Regions from separate parts of the Homo sapiens genome. Here region 1 is linked to region 2. Evidence: read pairs that join two places in POLR2A ChIA-PET (ENCODE). Cell type or tissue: PC-9. All regions are shown on one strand.

Region 1 (8,000 bases), 290 kb after region 2:
ATACCCCCTACAGAGCCTTTTGCAATCCTCTGGCTCTTAACACTCCAAATGATTTGATTATGTTTGTTTATATAATAGTTGCAATATTGATTCAAACTAGAGGTGGCCAGGAAGGGTCAAACTGTGCTTTATGTTTCCCTGTAGTCGTATAGATCATAGCCTATTACTTCCACATCATCTAGAGGAAAGAATTGCCATCATCTTTCTAAAACCAAAATGCATTGCAAAAAATTTTATAGACCTTAAGAGAGCTTTGACAAAATTGGTTGGCACAGTAGTAATTTGGTTTTCATGAAGTAGTTTTCTTTCATGAATAAATAGCATTGTGTTTACACACAGAATAAAGCTCACTGAAAATCTTTCTATTTGTTTTTGACAAATTCACTGAAAAATTGACAAAGGAAACATTTATTTTAGACACTGCTAGCCAATCCAATAAAGATCCTGGTGAACTAAACTTTTAAGATTTTTTTGGCCGACAGACTGAAAGGTTGTTTTCAATACTTCTTTATGTTTACACATCAAACACCCATAGATGTACTGCAGTCTATAATATATAACCCTTGCATTAAAGAAACCCTCTAGCATGAAGGACCAAGTCAGTATTTTGTACTTGCACTTGGTGTGAGTCCATCAGTACTGGGGGAAAATTATGCCCTAGTAAACAGCTTTGGGTTCATTCCCATTTGCAAACACTCAGTATAATGTTCCACAAAGAAGTTCAATTAAAAGAATCCACACAATATCATATGTGCATGTGATGATTAAATGACCCAAAGCTTTTCCATTTCTGGGGACCCCACAATGTGTGTCATCTTCAGATTTTTCACTACTTCTAGAGAGAGCAGGAGACAAGCATGTCCCTGAAGCACTAGGTTTTCAGCAGGAATGTTCATGACTGGATTGCCTCTGACTCCGGCCAGGGACTCATTGGTTGTCTTTGGCAGGTGTTTGTGCTTGTGTACAGGGAAGGGAGAGATAGGCAAATGACCCTGAGAAAAATTACAGAGAAAAAAATTCAATGTAGCACTTTGCTGGAAGATCCATACATAGGGAAAGTCAAAGGATAAAATAAAAATGAGTTTTATGTCATTTTATTCTGAAAATGCAATTTTTGTATTTACTAACTTCCACAATAATACAATAGTTTTGACATGACAGTTATATTACAAAAAAGCAAATGTGATTTAACTAAAGTGGCATTGTACTAGCTTTAAACAAAGAAAACATTTGACAAAAGATGGAGAAGAGAGAAAACCCTCTTTTGTTGCCCCACATAAATCCTAATACACTGGAAACAGAAAATGCCTTTATTGAGAGGGTAATGAACTAACAAATGAAAAAAGAATCCTCATTGAACTGGAATACTTTTATAAGTATAAGCATTGCAAGGATAGAAATTGTGCCTGAGCTCATCTTACTTTCTGTAGTACCACATGATGTGCTATATATTCAATAAATAGTTTTTTTTTCTTTTCTTTTTTCTTTTTGAGATGGAGTCTTGCTCTCTCTCCCGGGCTGGAGTGCAATGGCGTGATCTCAGCTCACTGCAACCTCTGCCTACCAAGTTCAAGTGATTCTCCTGCCTCAGCCTCCTGAGTAGCTAGGATTACAGATGTGCGCCACCATGGCTGGCTAATTTATGTGTTTATTTTTTTTTAGTAGAGACGGGGTTTTGCCATTTTGGCCAGGCTGGTCTTTAACTGCTGACCTCAGGTGATCTTCCCGCCTTGGTCTCCCAAAGTGCTGGGATTACAGGCGTGAACCACTGTGCTGGTCTCAATAAATATTTTGTGAATAATGATTTTCAGTCCAGAAAGTTTAAATGTTTTTTCCTTGTTTAGACGGACTTTTCCAAGACAGATTCCTTTCATACACTGAAAGGGAGATTGGAAACCAGATGATAGAGTTAAGGGAACTAAGATCAGAAAAGGGGAGAGGACTGGGGCCAGGGAGAATACAGCAGGCTGGGTGTTCTGAGAGACTTGTTATTTTGGTGGGGTAGCTCTAGGTCTAAGAAACTCCTAGTGTGAAACCAAGTGACCCTTGGCATGTGATGCCTGGACCCAAGCAGCTCCAGCTTTGGCCCCACTTTGTTCTGAAGAGCACTTCCAAGTTCTCAGTGGTACTTTCTGATAAAGATCAGCTTGGGGATCCTATCTAATCCACCGCTCCCTAAAACTACTGGACTTTAGTGCTGGCTTGGGGAAAATTTTCGGTGTCAAGGGGATAATTTTCCAACATCCTCTCGAATCCCATCTGCAATTTTAAAAACCTTTCTCTGGCATTTAAGTTTTATTCAATAGGACTTCATTAAAGTTAAATATCTGGCAAAACAAACTTGCCCAGTTGGAGTGAAGCCTGCATTGTTTCATTGCAGCCACATGCATAAATGATGCTTGAGACCATTTGCAGGGTGAAAAGAAATCTGGAGAGTTTTATATTATTAGAGCAGTGCAAGAAGAAATTTGAGGGCTCAGAGAATTCAAAGCCTTCGAAGTTTTGCCCAGATCTCACCATAAATATTGAGAGTGATAACAAGACAAACCACGAGGAGTCATTTAGGCTTAGTAGAGGAAGCTAAACAGAACTTCCTTTACACTAATGTGCTGCAGGTTTCTTAAAGTTCCCACTGATCTAATAAAGAAAAAATAAGTTTGCTTTATTCTCTAGGGGGTGCTTGCAAAAAGGAGAAAAAGCTCTTCATGCCTGTCTTCAAACGATAAACTTCCCTCCCTCCCTCCCTCCCTCCCTCCCTCCCTTCCTTCCTTCCTTCCTTCCTTCCTGCGTTCCTTCCTTCCTTCCCTCTCTCCCTTCCTCTTTTCCTACCTTTCATTGATTCCTAAACAATTTCTGAGAACTTATTGTGAAGGTAAGAGGACACAACTCTTACCTTCATGGAAATAAATATGCAAATGATATTCAAAGTATGCTGGAATGTGTAATGTCCTTCATTCAGAGCTTGCTTGCAGGGGAGGCCATGGAGAGGGGACCTTGGGTGGGGGAGCTCCCGCATGAAGGGTAGGCCCATGGAAAGTGTGGCAAGAGGGCAGCTGGACTATAATGTGCGTGAGATTTGGTATTTTTTAAAAAGAAATGAAATAGAACACTAAGTCCATGACTCTGGCATCCTATATGAACTATGAAAGCTTATGGTGAGTATATTTCAAAGGAAAGAAAATTCAACATACAAAGAATGGGAAGCTAACATTACCCTCGTGGCTGTGCAGATTTCATCTTCATTACTTCAATTAGCCCTCACAATAAGCTTATAAGGCATGCGTTTTTCCTATTTCCTTTTTAGTTGTAGAAACTAAACCTCAGAGAGAGATTCCCAAATTGTTTAAGCTAAACTGTGACTGTAAATACTGTTCTGTCTGACTCTCACATTTCTTAGGGATTGGAGAGGCTACAAAACATGATGGGGAATCTGAAAAAAAAATTAAAAAGGATTAGACAAGGATCTCTTTTGGTATCTTCTCACAATGTTGGGAATATGATGAAAATGGCTTTCTTATTTCTGGTGCTCTGTTGCACACAACAAATCCCTTTATAATAAGAATTAGATGAGTTCTTGTAATATCTTTTAGAGTAGCCAGATAATTATTTTCCATGGCAATCTTCAAACTTATTAAAATATCAACCATTCCAGGGAAGATTCAGATATAACTAGATAGCTTCAAAACAGAAAATGAAAACCAGTCAAAGAAACATTGTTATGAATGCCATATAAATCAAATGTCATATATGCCTTTTATTAATAAATAACGTGAACCATTTACTACCTTCTCAAATAGTTAAGTGAACATTTTAGAAGACTTTCTAATTGCAATGTCATTGCCTTTCCATTCCTTAGTGCTTAGCCCTCTAATTTGAGATCTACTGGAGGGCAACATTTACAAATTAGAAACATAATTGAAATCTACTGCTGAATAAATTAATGTTTACCACTACATGAAATTAGTGCAATCATTTTAAATGGTATGGAATCTATTTTCTTTTCACTTCACTGGCTTCTTGTTTTTCTATGATGGAATTGTAGCTGGAGATGACTCTCAGAAAAACAAACTTTCCCCTTTGATATTCTCCCAAATGAGTACTGTGAGGAAAGGAATGGTGACATTACTGGGGAAACACAGGATGCTGTGGCCTTTCATGATGATGGGTCCTTCCTAGTTCTCTTAATTTTGAATCAAAGTGGACTAAAGACATTGTAGAGAGACTAACTCCATCTGAACAGATGACAAAAACATGAATAATTGAAAGATGTGAACAGAGTAAATTTACATTAGACCAGTACAAAAATAATGCTGAATTCATAAGTGTTAAAAATTACTCATTAAATTCAAAGTTTTTAAAACAAATGACTCTGCAAGACACACTATTAAGAGAATGAAAAACATAAGCCATAGACTGGGAGAAAATATTTGCAAATCACATACCTGATAAATACCCAGAATATTTAGAATATATATATCTAGAACATACAAAAACTATTAAAATTAAACAAAAAGAACAAACAATCCAATGAATAATGGCAAAGATCAAATAGGCACCTCCCCAAAGAAAATATACAAATGAAAAATAAGCACACAAAAAAAGATACCTAAAATAATTTGCCATTGAGGAACTGCAAATTAAAACAGCAATGAAAAATATTACACATGTATTAGAATTACTAAAATCCAAAATCTGACAATATCAATTACTACTAAGGATACTGAACAACAGAAAGTCTCAATCATTGCCGGTGGAAAATAAAAATGGCACCACTGCTTTGGAAGACAGGTTGGTAGTTTCTGCCAAAACTAAAATCTTACCACATATGCTCTTAGATATTTACACAATTGACTTGAAAATTTACACGCAGGGATGTTTATAGTAACTTTATTAATAATCACCAAAACTGTAAGCAACTAAGATGTCCTTCAATAGGTAAGTAGATATAGTCCATCCATACAATGGAATATTATTGAGTAATAAAAATAAATGAATCATCAAACCTCGAAGAGACACAAAGAACCTTAAATGCGTACTGTTAAGTGATAGAAACCAGGTTGAAAAAAACCATATGCTCTATCATTTCATTTTTTATAGATATTCTAGAAAAGACAAAACCTTAGACATTATATAGTTCAGTCATTGCCAGAGCTTTGGGGAAGGAGTAAGATTGGCTAGATAAAACACAGGGGGTTTTAGTGGTGGTGAAACTATTATATATCATACTGTAATGGTGGATATATGAAATTATACATTTGTCAAAACTCATAAAACTGCTTAACACAAAGAATGAACCCTAATGTAAACAATGGACTCTAGTTAATAATAATGTATCAATATTTGTGTATCAATTGCATCATACAAAGGAAATATATTAATAATAGGAGAAAACATGAAAACAGTGAGCAGGCAGGAAAAGAGGCATATGGTGGTTCTCTGTAATTTCTGCTAGATTTTTCTGCAAACGTAAAGCTTCTCTAAAAATAAAATTTATTAATTAAAAGAAAAGGTGCAGACCTAAATAACTTTGGAAATGAGTGGAGACTAAGAGTAAAGATAAAAGGAACTATATATACATACTGTAGTCTAGTTGTTAAAGTTGCTTCTCCCGGCAGTACAGATGAACAATTCTGAAACCACTATGCATGTATACTAGGATTGAACAAATAGGTTATATATGTCTGGATGGCAGGAGATTTCTTACTGTTGTAATAGGAAGTTACAAGTAAGCAAAGGGGGAAGACAAGAATAAATCATTTAGTACTGGATTACAGTTGGATACCTCAATATGAACTCATAATTAGTTCAATATGGATACAAATAACTAAATATAGAAATAATAATAAATATCTATGTATACACGAGTTAGTGCATATACATATATTTCTGAGCTCCATTTACTGAGAGGGCCTAGAAGCAATGACAATGCAGATGCAATGAGCACATCCAGAGCCCAGACCTTGGTTTCAAATGCCATTCTCTATGTAAGGAAACCAGGCCTCCTTGGAGAAGTGGCTAACTCTAGAGCAGGGCCAGGGAATAGACAAAATAGGCTTAGACTATATTATAGTAACAGAAAATAAAGAAAAGCTAAAGAGAAAATCTAACGGAGATATGTCAAAGGATCCAGAAACCAAGAAAGAACTCTCGATGGCTAAAGTTGGAATAATTTGAGTAACAAAATTAACAACATAGTATTAGATTGTAATCAAGGTATAAAATATATACCTATGAGTTCATACTGACATAAATATATGATTCAATAAACAAATAAATGAGAGGCAATAAACAAATCTTATTTGTAAAATTTCAAATAATTTATGTAGATACTTTACTCTCAAGAAGGTGAAGCATAATTCTCCCATTCCTTAAATGTGGGATAAATATAGTGACTGTCTTCCAAAGAGCACAGTATGAAAAATGTGGAAAAATAGTTCCTTTGCAGTGCAGAAACCTGAGAAACACTATCTCAACCATGTGATCAAGCTTAACATCAACATTGATGTCACTTTGATAATGGGTGCCCTTGACATGATGTGATAAAATTGACGCTTTACCTCTGTATCTTTCTCCCCAAAACTCACATCTCCACTCCAATCATGAGAAAAACATCCAACAAACCCATATTGAGGAACATTCTACAAAATATCTGACCAGTCTTCCTTAGAGACACCGAAACCAAAGAAAGCCTGAGAAACTGTCACGGTCTAAATAAATTTGAAAATTAAACATAATGTGGTATACCAAATAGGATCTTGGAATGGCAAACATCACATTAGATAAAAACTAAATGAATATGAATACAGCATGGACTTTACTTAGTGATAATGTATCAGTGTTGGTTATGATGTTACTTGTGAAAAACACACCATATGAGATCTTAACAGCAGAGGAAAATGGATGCTGGGCATGTAGGAAGTCTGTAATATCTTTGCAACTTTTCTGTAAATCTAAAACTACCCTAAAATAAAAAGCTTATTAAAAAATATTAAAAAAATGAAAAAGAAGAGTATGAACATAAGGATGACCTGAATCTGGGACATAAAATGGCTAGAAAGTGATTGCGACAACATCAACACAATGGAAAATAAAAAACATCAAAATGGAATTATTTACAGAATTGTGGAATGACTGAACACTTTGGTTTTAAATCTATTTGGGGATATATGACAAGTTTGGGAATTATCCTTGGTATATGTTAAAACAGAGTTTAAATGGCATTCTCTTTTTTTAAAAAAATTTATTTTATCTTGAGGGAGTGCACGTGCAAGTTTGTTACCTGGATATATTGTACGAAGTTGAGGTTTAGGGTATTAATGATCCCATCACCCAGGTACTGAGCATAGTACTCAGTAGTTAGTTTTTCAACCCTTGCCCTCTCTCTTCCTTCCCCCCTTTAGTAGTCCCCAGTTTCTATTTTTGCCATCTTTATATCTATGTGTACCCAATGATTAGCTCCTACCTGTAAGTGAGAACATGTGGTATTTGGTTTTCTGTTCATGTATTAATTCACTTAGGATAATGGCCTCCAGCAGCATCTATGTTGCTGCAAAGAATGTGATTTCATCCTTTTCATGGCTGTGTAGTATTTCATGGTGTATATGTACTACATTTTCTTTACCCAATCCATCACTGATGGGGACCTAGGTTGATTCCACATCTTTGCTATTGTGATACATTTCCTTTTTTTAACTTTAACTCCATTACCCTATTTCTGGTCTTTTTACCTTATATATTCCAAAATTACATTTCCATTTTTATACCTCGCTCATTTAAACAAACCTGTCTTCCAGGCAAACTGGTCTACTCACCACCTGTTAAATATGCATGAAGGTCCTTCTGCTTGAGTTATTCTCTTCACTTGAATGTGCTCTTCTCTTGCAGTTCCAATCATCTATCCTGAAGTTCTTACCATCCAAAAAGAATTCATCGGCTTGCCTTGATTTCCCCAGATAAAAGGGACCCCTTCCTTCTCTGACCCACGAAGACACTCTGTACTG
Region 2 (8,000 bases):
AAAAGAAAACCATTTGTAATAGAATATTCTGTATTTCAATATGGAAATGCTTAGACACAATTCCATCAGAAGACACAGAATAGTAGGCATATGCTTGCACCCCTGCACAGCATCTCCTGTGACTTGAACAGCTACGAATGCAGACTGGTATAGGTGCTATGTTGGTGACCTAAATTCCAGGAACAGCATTTCTTTGAGTGATATATTTTATTTTTTTTAGAACGGCAAACAGTCATTTACCAAGAACTCTTGGTAAAGTTGTAAAGTTAAAAAATAACAACTTTTTATTTACTGGATTGTTGCATTCCTGAAAAACTCAGTATATATTAGGACTGTAAAACTACTTTTTGTTTATATGTAAAACAGCATTAGATTCTAGGTGAAGATAATTATAAACAACTCTTTTTGCTTTCATAAAAAAGTTAGCAGGACATTAAAAAAAAAGGGTGCAGGACATAGACAATTCTTTGTTTAAAGGACTGGTCCATAAAGTTTTGGAAGCATATCGTTCCTTTGCCCTGCCTATTGTGTGTCAGGAACACCACTCTCCTACAATCATTGTAGCCATAAAGCACTACCCCATAAAAAATCACTGGTATAGGGGAGACTCCACTAAGAGCTAGAAGAAAACTGTTTGTGATGAAGCATAGACCTTTTATTTTACATTGAAGTCGTCAAGAATCATTGTGTAGGTAGGGAACTGCATAGCCCTAGAGGGCACTAGTTACAAAGGCTGTAAGGCACCCTTCACCTATCAAATAGAAATCATAAGCCTGCTGGTGGCTCCGGTGATGTTACACGTGAGAATACAGCAGTTTCCTTTATCCATGGTTTCACCTTCAGCAGTGTCAGTTACCCCCAGTCAACCGCAGTCCAAAAATACTAAATGGAAAATCTCAGAAATAAACAATTCATAAGTTTTAAATCTCTTACTGTTCTAAGTAGCATGATGAAATCTCACACCTTCCAGCTCTGTCCCACCTAGGATGTGAACCATCCCTTTGTTTAGGTACCTATGCTGTATACACTACTCACCCATTAGTCACTTAGTAGCCATCTAGGTTATCAGATTGGCTACTGTGGTATCAAAGTGCTTGTGTTCAAGGAACTCTTATTTTACTTAATAATGGCCCCAAAGCACAAGAGTAGTGATGCTAGCAATTCAAATATGGGAATGAGAAGCTGTAAAGTGCTTTAAGTGAAAAGGTAAAGGCTGGGCATGGTGGCTCATGCCTGTAATCCCAGCACTTTGGGAGGCCGAGGTGGGCAGATCACCTGAGGTCAGGAGTTCGAGACTAGCCTGGTCAACAAGGCAAAACCCAGTCTCTACTAAAAAGACAAAAATTAGCTGGGCATGGTGGCAGGTGCCTGTAATCCCAGTTACTTGGGAGGATGAGGCAGGAGAATCACTTGAACCCGGGAGATGGATGTTGCAGTGAGCCAAGCTGGCACCACTGCACTCCAGCCTGGGCGACAGCAAAAATCCGTCAAAAAAAAAAAAAAAAAAAAAAAAGAAAAGAAAAGAAAAGGTGAAAGTAATTGACTCAATAAGGAAAGAGAAAAAATCAGTTGCTGAGGCTGCTAAGATCTACAGTAAGAACAAATCTATCCATGACATTGTGAACGAGGAAAAAGAAATTTCTTCTAGTTTTGCTGCTGCACTTCAAACTACAAAAGTTATAGCCACAGGTGTGATAAGTGCTTAGTTAAGATGGAAATGGTATTAAATCAAATCATAGGATGTATGTATAGGAAAAATAGTCTCTATAGGGCTTGGTACTATCTTCCATTTCAGATATCCAGTGGGGGTTTGGGAATATATCCCGCAAAGATAAAGGGTGACTATTGTATCATACACGTATTATAGATGACATGGAATTTTCTTTAAACAACTTGAATTTAGTAGTACTTAAAGTGATTTAGATTTTTTCATAAAAACCTACAAAATTTCATAAAAACCTATAAGATTTATTTCATATATTAAAAATGAAGCTTTTAAACTTTTTTTATATTTTAAATTCCATGCACTCACAAGTCACAACTCACATACATTCCTTGTCTTTTTCTAGAAAACCCTAGTCTATCAGAAGTTGGAATAAAACAAACCTTCAGGTACCCGGAATAAGCAACGAACTTTCCGAATTAGAAAGCCAGTATAAATTGCAGATATGCTTGAAAAAATAATAGGTATGCTATTATATTAGGATAATAATAGATATGGAAATACTATACAGACGAATCAGGGATTGACTATTTTATATCACAAAGTAATTTATTTCTTTACAAAATGGATCCCTGATTTACAAAGGGGTTTACCTCATGCACATTTATAAAGCAAGCTTCCTTATTACAGCATTTCCTTGGGGCACACTTCTTAAGAATCCGAATATTCATTTGGCAGTATTTATTGAGTTTCTACAACATGCCCCTCCACCATATTAGGCTCTTAATTTCAATTAAGACAAGACACTCTCTCTGTGCATGAACAGTTTCTAGTTTGTAAAGAAGATATATAAACTGACAATTCAAGCACAATGTCACAAGTGATGAGATGAAAATTGTCAACCAAGTGCCCAGGGAAAAGTGCATGTAACTCAGCCTGAAGGAGGTGGTGAGAGCCTTACTGAAGGGATGGCACTTGAATTGAGTCTTAAAAAACTAGTCACCGGCGAAGTAAGAAGAAGAGCAAATCAGGCAGAGGAAATAACAGGTGCAAAGGCACTGACGCCTGACAAGTAGATTGTCAGACATGTGAGGCTGACATGAGAGAGGTGTAGTGCTGGGGGTGAGAGGGACAATAGCAATGAAATTCAGGATATAAATTAGTTATAGGCTGTGGAGGGTTTTGGATATCACGCTAAGGAATTTGAACTTTATCCTGCAGAAAATTGTGCCTGTAATTGCAAGTCTGTAAGACTTTTTAGCGGACGATAGTATCAGTTTTGTTCCTTAGGAAAATAACTGGCAGCTGTGTGGAAGATAGGCAGCAAGGGGGAAAGACAGATGGCACAGAGAACTTTTTGGATACCTGTGTTAATAGGCATCATGCTCTGGTAGCTTTAATGTGTAGATTTCACCCTCTGCAGTAAGGTCAGAAGAGGGGAGTTGTAGGCAGGAAGAAAGGTTGGAATTGAAGCATGAAGGTAGCTCGCATAGGCAGACAGGTGAGAGACTGAGCTCAGAAAAGTAAGAAAGTGCAGGAATGAGCCTGCAGATACAGAGTTCAGTCCAGAGAGGACAATGGAGGCTGGAATCAGTAACTCTCATCTAGGGGAAACAGTGACAGGGGCAAGATACAATGGAACAGGTATTCAGGCCATAGGTTCTGAGAAAGAAGTGAACCGGCTTTAGGCAAGAGGTCAGAATGTGAAGAATGGCACAGAATAACAAACATGCCAGGGCATCTCAAACTTTAGTTAGTATCAGGATCACCTTTAGGGCTTTGAAACATTCAGATCTCTGTGCCCCACCCTCAGAGATTCTAAGTCAGTAAAAGTCTGGAATAAGTCTAATAATTGGCATTTCTGCATTACCCAAGTGATGCTGATGCTACTGGTCTCTGGACTAAACAAGGCTCTAAGCAGCCTTCCAGATCTACAGTCCTCTGAATTGGTTTCAGGATTTAAAAACATTTCAATGTTCAGATGCACACATTTACTTACCAGACTAGAGAGAATTCTGAGTTGGTGGAGGAAGGCCAGTTCCTGATAGATCAAACATGCAATCTGAGAGGCCCAACAGCAAAGTAGGCAGCTTTCCATGAAGACCAGAGTGAGGGTTGATTAAAAAAAAAATTGTTTTTGGTTCCTCTACAGGCAGCTGCTGGAAAACAGGACTAATGGTTGTTTGAGGAGTGAGAGAAAGGGGCAGGCCCAAGCAAGCACCGTGCTCTGATACTGTCTCTCCTGAAACTGGGTCTGCCAGTCTGGAAGCTGGCGGCTCTGCCCACCTAAATCATTGCTCAGATAGTCACACACAGAACATCTAGGCCTCTCTCTGTTTGTACCTGCCCTTATGCCAGTATCACACTCTTCATTTCTGCAGTTTTATAATAAGTTTGAACTCAGCTCAGCATGAAGCCTAACAGTTTCTGAGGCTTTCTTAAAATGGGACTGAAGGATTTTGTTACACTATTAAAAAGAAAATATATAGGTACAGATAATCAAATTCTTGAGTTGATTACATTATTGTGCATCTTTTAATATGGCAGACTAAACAGGCCTCCAGAAACTAGGCCACATTTTCTGGATAGCTGCCAGTAATTATATGTCAGGAATGCCTATATAAGCAAGATGTTAATGCTCAACAATTATTCCTTCTTCTTTTTCCTTTTTGACTTAAGCTGCAAAGGTAACAGTAACACTGAAGCCATAACCAGTGCAACCTGAGCAACAGATGGCAATTTGCTTAAATTTGCAAGAAGGATTTGAAATTCGAATTGATTAAAATACTGGTACCTATGGTAGATGAAAAGGAGTTGATTCATGTTTCAAGATCCTTCAAATATGGAAATTATTAATCAATGAGTCTGCTAGTTTATCACTAGGTATTAGCACATACAAACACCAAATTCCTCTAACATTCTCAGAGGATGTGCGACACAAATTCCTTTGGCTGCATAAGCAAACACACACTTCATTTCCATGTCAACGAGTAAAAACAAAATTAATCAGAGCAACAGAGCAACTGGAACAGTGTGGGGGTATATATTAGGTGTTCATAGGTATTGGTTGAATAAATGAATGGATGAATAAATGAGTGCCAAAGCACAGAGTGGAGGTAACTATCAACCTTCCGCAAGACCAGGACAATAAAAACAAAAAAATGTGCATTGTTTGGCTACAGAATTCCAAATTTAGAAAGCAGAAGATGTAGAAGGACAGGGGAGACTGGAGAAGAAGAGGGGGCTGGGACATAGTAAAGGCTGGATTATTGGAAGACGAGGAAGATGAGTATAACACAGAATTGAATCACTTAACTCCTAATGAAAAACACTTTAGCAAAATAGCTCTTCAGACAAGGAATGGAATAAAATCAGCATTGACATAAACAAGCTCTTGGTTCTAATTATCTGGCAAGCAACTGCTGCAGATCTCAAAGAAGCTGAGTGGGTGAGGCTGGATCTGTGGTTTTGGAGTCTACTCAAGCATATTGAAGGCTCTTAGGGAAACATAAGTGTTAGAAAGCTTGGAGTGTTGGGGATATCAATTTATTCAACAAGGGTTTATTGATCTCCTACCAGGTATAAATATTTTTCTTGATACAAGAGTAAATGGCGTGTGATTCTTTTCCTTAAGCATCATACAATCTATATGGGGAGGCCATCCATGTTCAGAAATAATCATATAATAGGGCAAACTTTGATAAATGTCTAGAAGTGTGAGGATGATTTGGAATAGTCATTCATTCATTCATCCATTCATACATTTTTTAACAAAGTGTGCAATCCAGTGGTTTTAATATGTTCATAAAGTTGTGCAACCATCACTATTATGCAGTTCCACAAAATTTTCATCATCCACCAAAAGTCCTGTAAGTACTAGCAGTCACTCTCCATTCTTTCCTCCCTCTAGCCCCTGACAACCCCGCTAATCAATTTTCTGTCTCTATGGATTTCACTATTCTCAATTGATTCCCCAAAATAAGCTGACCATAAATGTAGGGTTTATTTCTAGACTCCCAAATCTATTCCAATGATGTTTATACCTACCCTTATGCCAGTATCACACTCTTCATTTCTGCAGTTTTATAATAAGTTTGAAGTCAGGAAATTTGAGTCCTCCAACTATGTTCTTTTTCAAATTCTTTTAGCTATTCCGAGTCTTGCATTTCCATATAAATCTCAGGATCAGCTTGTCAACTTCTGCAAAAAAAGTCAGTAGAAATTTTGACAGAGATTCCATTTAATCTGTAGATCAACTTTTGGATTATTGCCATTTTAACAGTATTAAGCTTTTAAATACATGATCTTGGGATATCTTTGCCTTAATCTAGATATTCTTTAATTTCTTTCAACAATGTTTTGTAGTTTTCAGAGTACTAGTTGTTACTCATTTTATTAAATTTATTCCTAGGTGTTTTATTCCTTTTGATATTGTAAATGGAATTGTTTTCTTAATTTTGTTTTCAGATTATTCATTGATAGTGTAAAAAAACACACTATTGACTTTTGTATATTGATCTGTATTCTGCAACCTTACTGAACTTATTAGTTCTAATAGTTTTTAAGGGGTTATTCGGAATTTTCTATGTATAAATTTAAGACATTTGCAAATAGAGATGATTTTACTTCTTTCCCAATATGGATACCTGTTATTTCTTTTTCTTGTCTAATTGCCCTGACTAGAACCTCCAGCAGAGTGTTGAGTAGAAGTATAAAGAGTGGACATATTTATCTTATTTTTGATTTAGAGGGAAAGCTTTCAGTCTTTTTCATTAAGTATAACGTTACCCGTGGGTTTTTCATAGATGCTCTTTATCAGGTTAAGGAAGTTCCTTTCTATTCCTAAGTGATGCAGTATTTTTATTGATGAAATGGTGATGGATTTTGGCAAATGCTTTTTTCTGTCTATTGAGATGATCATGTAGTTTTTGTTCTATATTCTATTATTATGGTATATTACGTGGTTGATTTTTATATACCGAACCAACCTTACCTTCTTGGGATAAATCTCACTTGGTTATGGTGTACTTTTTATATGTTGCTGGATTTAGTTTTCTAGAATATTTTTGAGGAATTTTGAATCTATGTTCATAAGGGATATTGGTTTGTAGTTTTTGTTTCTTGTGATGCCTTTGTGTTTTTTAGAATCAGGTTAATGGTAGCCTCATAGAATACGCTGAGAAATATTCTTGCTGCTTCTGAATTTTAGAAATTTTGTGAAGGATTGATATTGATTCTTCTTTAAACAATTGGTAGAATTCACCAGTGAAGCCCTCTCATCCTGGGAAGATTAAGAAACCTTTTTAAAATTGCTGGTTCAATCTCTTTACTTGTAATTGGTGTATTCAGATATTCTGCTTCTTCTTGAATCAGTTTTGATAGTTTCATTTTTTCTGTGAATTTGTCCATTTTATCTAGATTATTTACTTTATTAGAATACAATTGTTTTTTGTCTTCCCTTATAATCCTTCTTATTTTTGTAAGGTTGGTAGTAATATTCCTTCTTTCATTTCTGATTTTAGTAATTTTACTCTTTTTCTTGTTTCTTGGCCCAGTCTAGCTAAACATTTGTCAATTGTATTAATCTTTTCAAAGAACCAAATTTTACTTTTGCTTATGTTCTCTATTGGTTTCTTGTTATTTATTTATTTACACTTCAGTATTTATCCTTTTCTTCTTCCCCCTTGCTTTTGTTTGTTCTTTTTCTAGTTTCTTAAGACAAAAGGTTAAGATATCAATTTAAGATTTTTCTTCTTTTTAAATATAGGTATTTACAGCTATAAATATCTAAGTACTGTTTTCATTGTGTTCCATAATTACGATATGCTGTATTTTCATTGTGATTCATCTCGATGCATTTTTCTAATTTTTTTTTTATTTCTTTTCTTACCCATTGGTTATTTAGGAGTGTGTTGTGTAATTTTTACATATTAGTAAATTTCTCAAATTTCTTTCTGTTATTTACTTCTAATTTCATTTTATTGTGGTAGGAGAACATACTTTGTATTATTCTCTTTTTAAAAATTTACTGAAGTTTATTTTATGGCCTAACATATGGTCTGTCCTATAAAATGTTCCATGTGAGCTTGAGAAGAAAGTGTGTTCTGCTGTTGCTGGATTCTGCTGTGTTCTATAGATGTCTGCTAAATTAAGTTGCTGTGCAGTGTTGCTCAAGTCCTTTATTTCCTTGCTGATATTCAGTTGTGTTGTTCTTTCCATTATTGCAAGTGAGGATTAAAATCTCCAATTATTCATATTGAATTGTCTATTTTCTATTCAATTCTGTAAGTTTTGTTTCATGTATGTTTGGATCCTGTTATTTGGGAATTTTATGGGG

The links. Peaks named below come from ENCODE experiments on the same cell type or tissue, not always from the same donor. Only the 100,000 strongest peaks of a DNase experiment are listed, where the experiment ranks them.
Region 1: POLR2A ChIA-PET joins it to region 2 with 6 read pairs; 3 of 35 experiments call an interaction of 5 or more read pairs at or near these places.

The regions. Positions count from the first base shown.
Region 1 is chr2:36,036,531-36,044,530 of GRCh38, reverse strand. No RefSeq gene overlaps it. Among named protein-coding and RNA genes, the nearest start is that of CRIM1-DT, 320 kb to the left of the region's middle. In PC-9, no CTCF peak of the experiment used is centred here; no DNase peak of the experiment used is centred here.
Region 2 is chr2:36,326,550-36,334,549 of GRCh38, reverse strand. No RefSeq gene overlaps it. Among named protein-coding and RNA genes, the nearest start is that of CRIM1-DT, 25 kb to the left of the region's middle. In PC-9, a CTCF peak has its summit at 718; DNase peaks (open chromatin) are centred at 739, 839, 3,319 and 4,579; H3K27ac peaks cover 2,308 bases.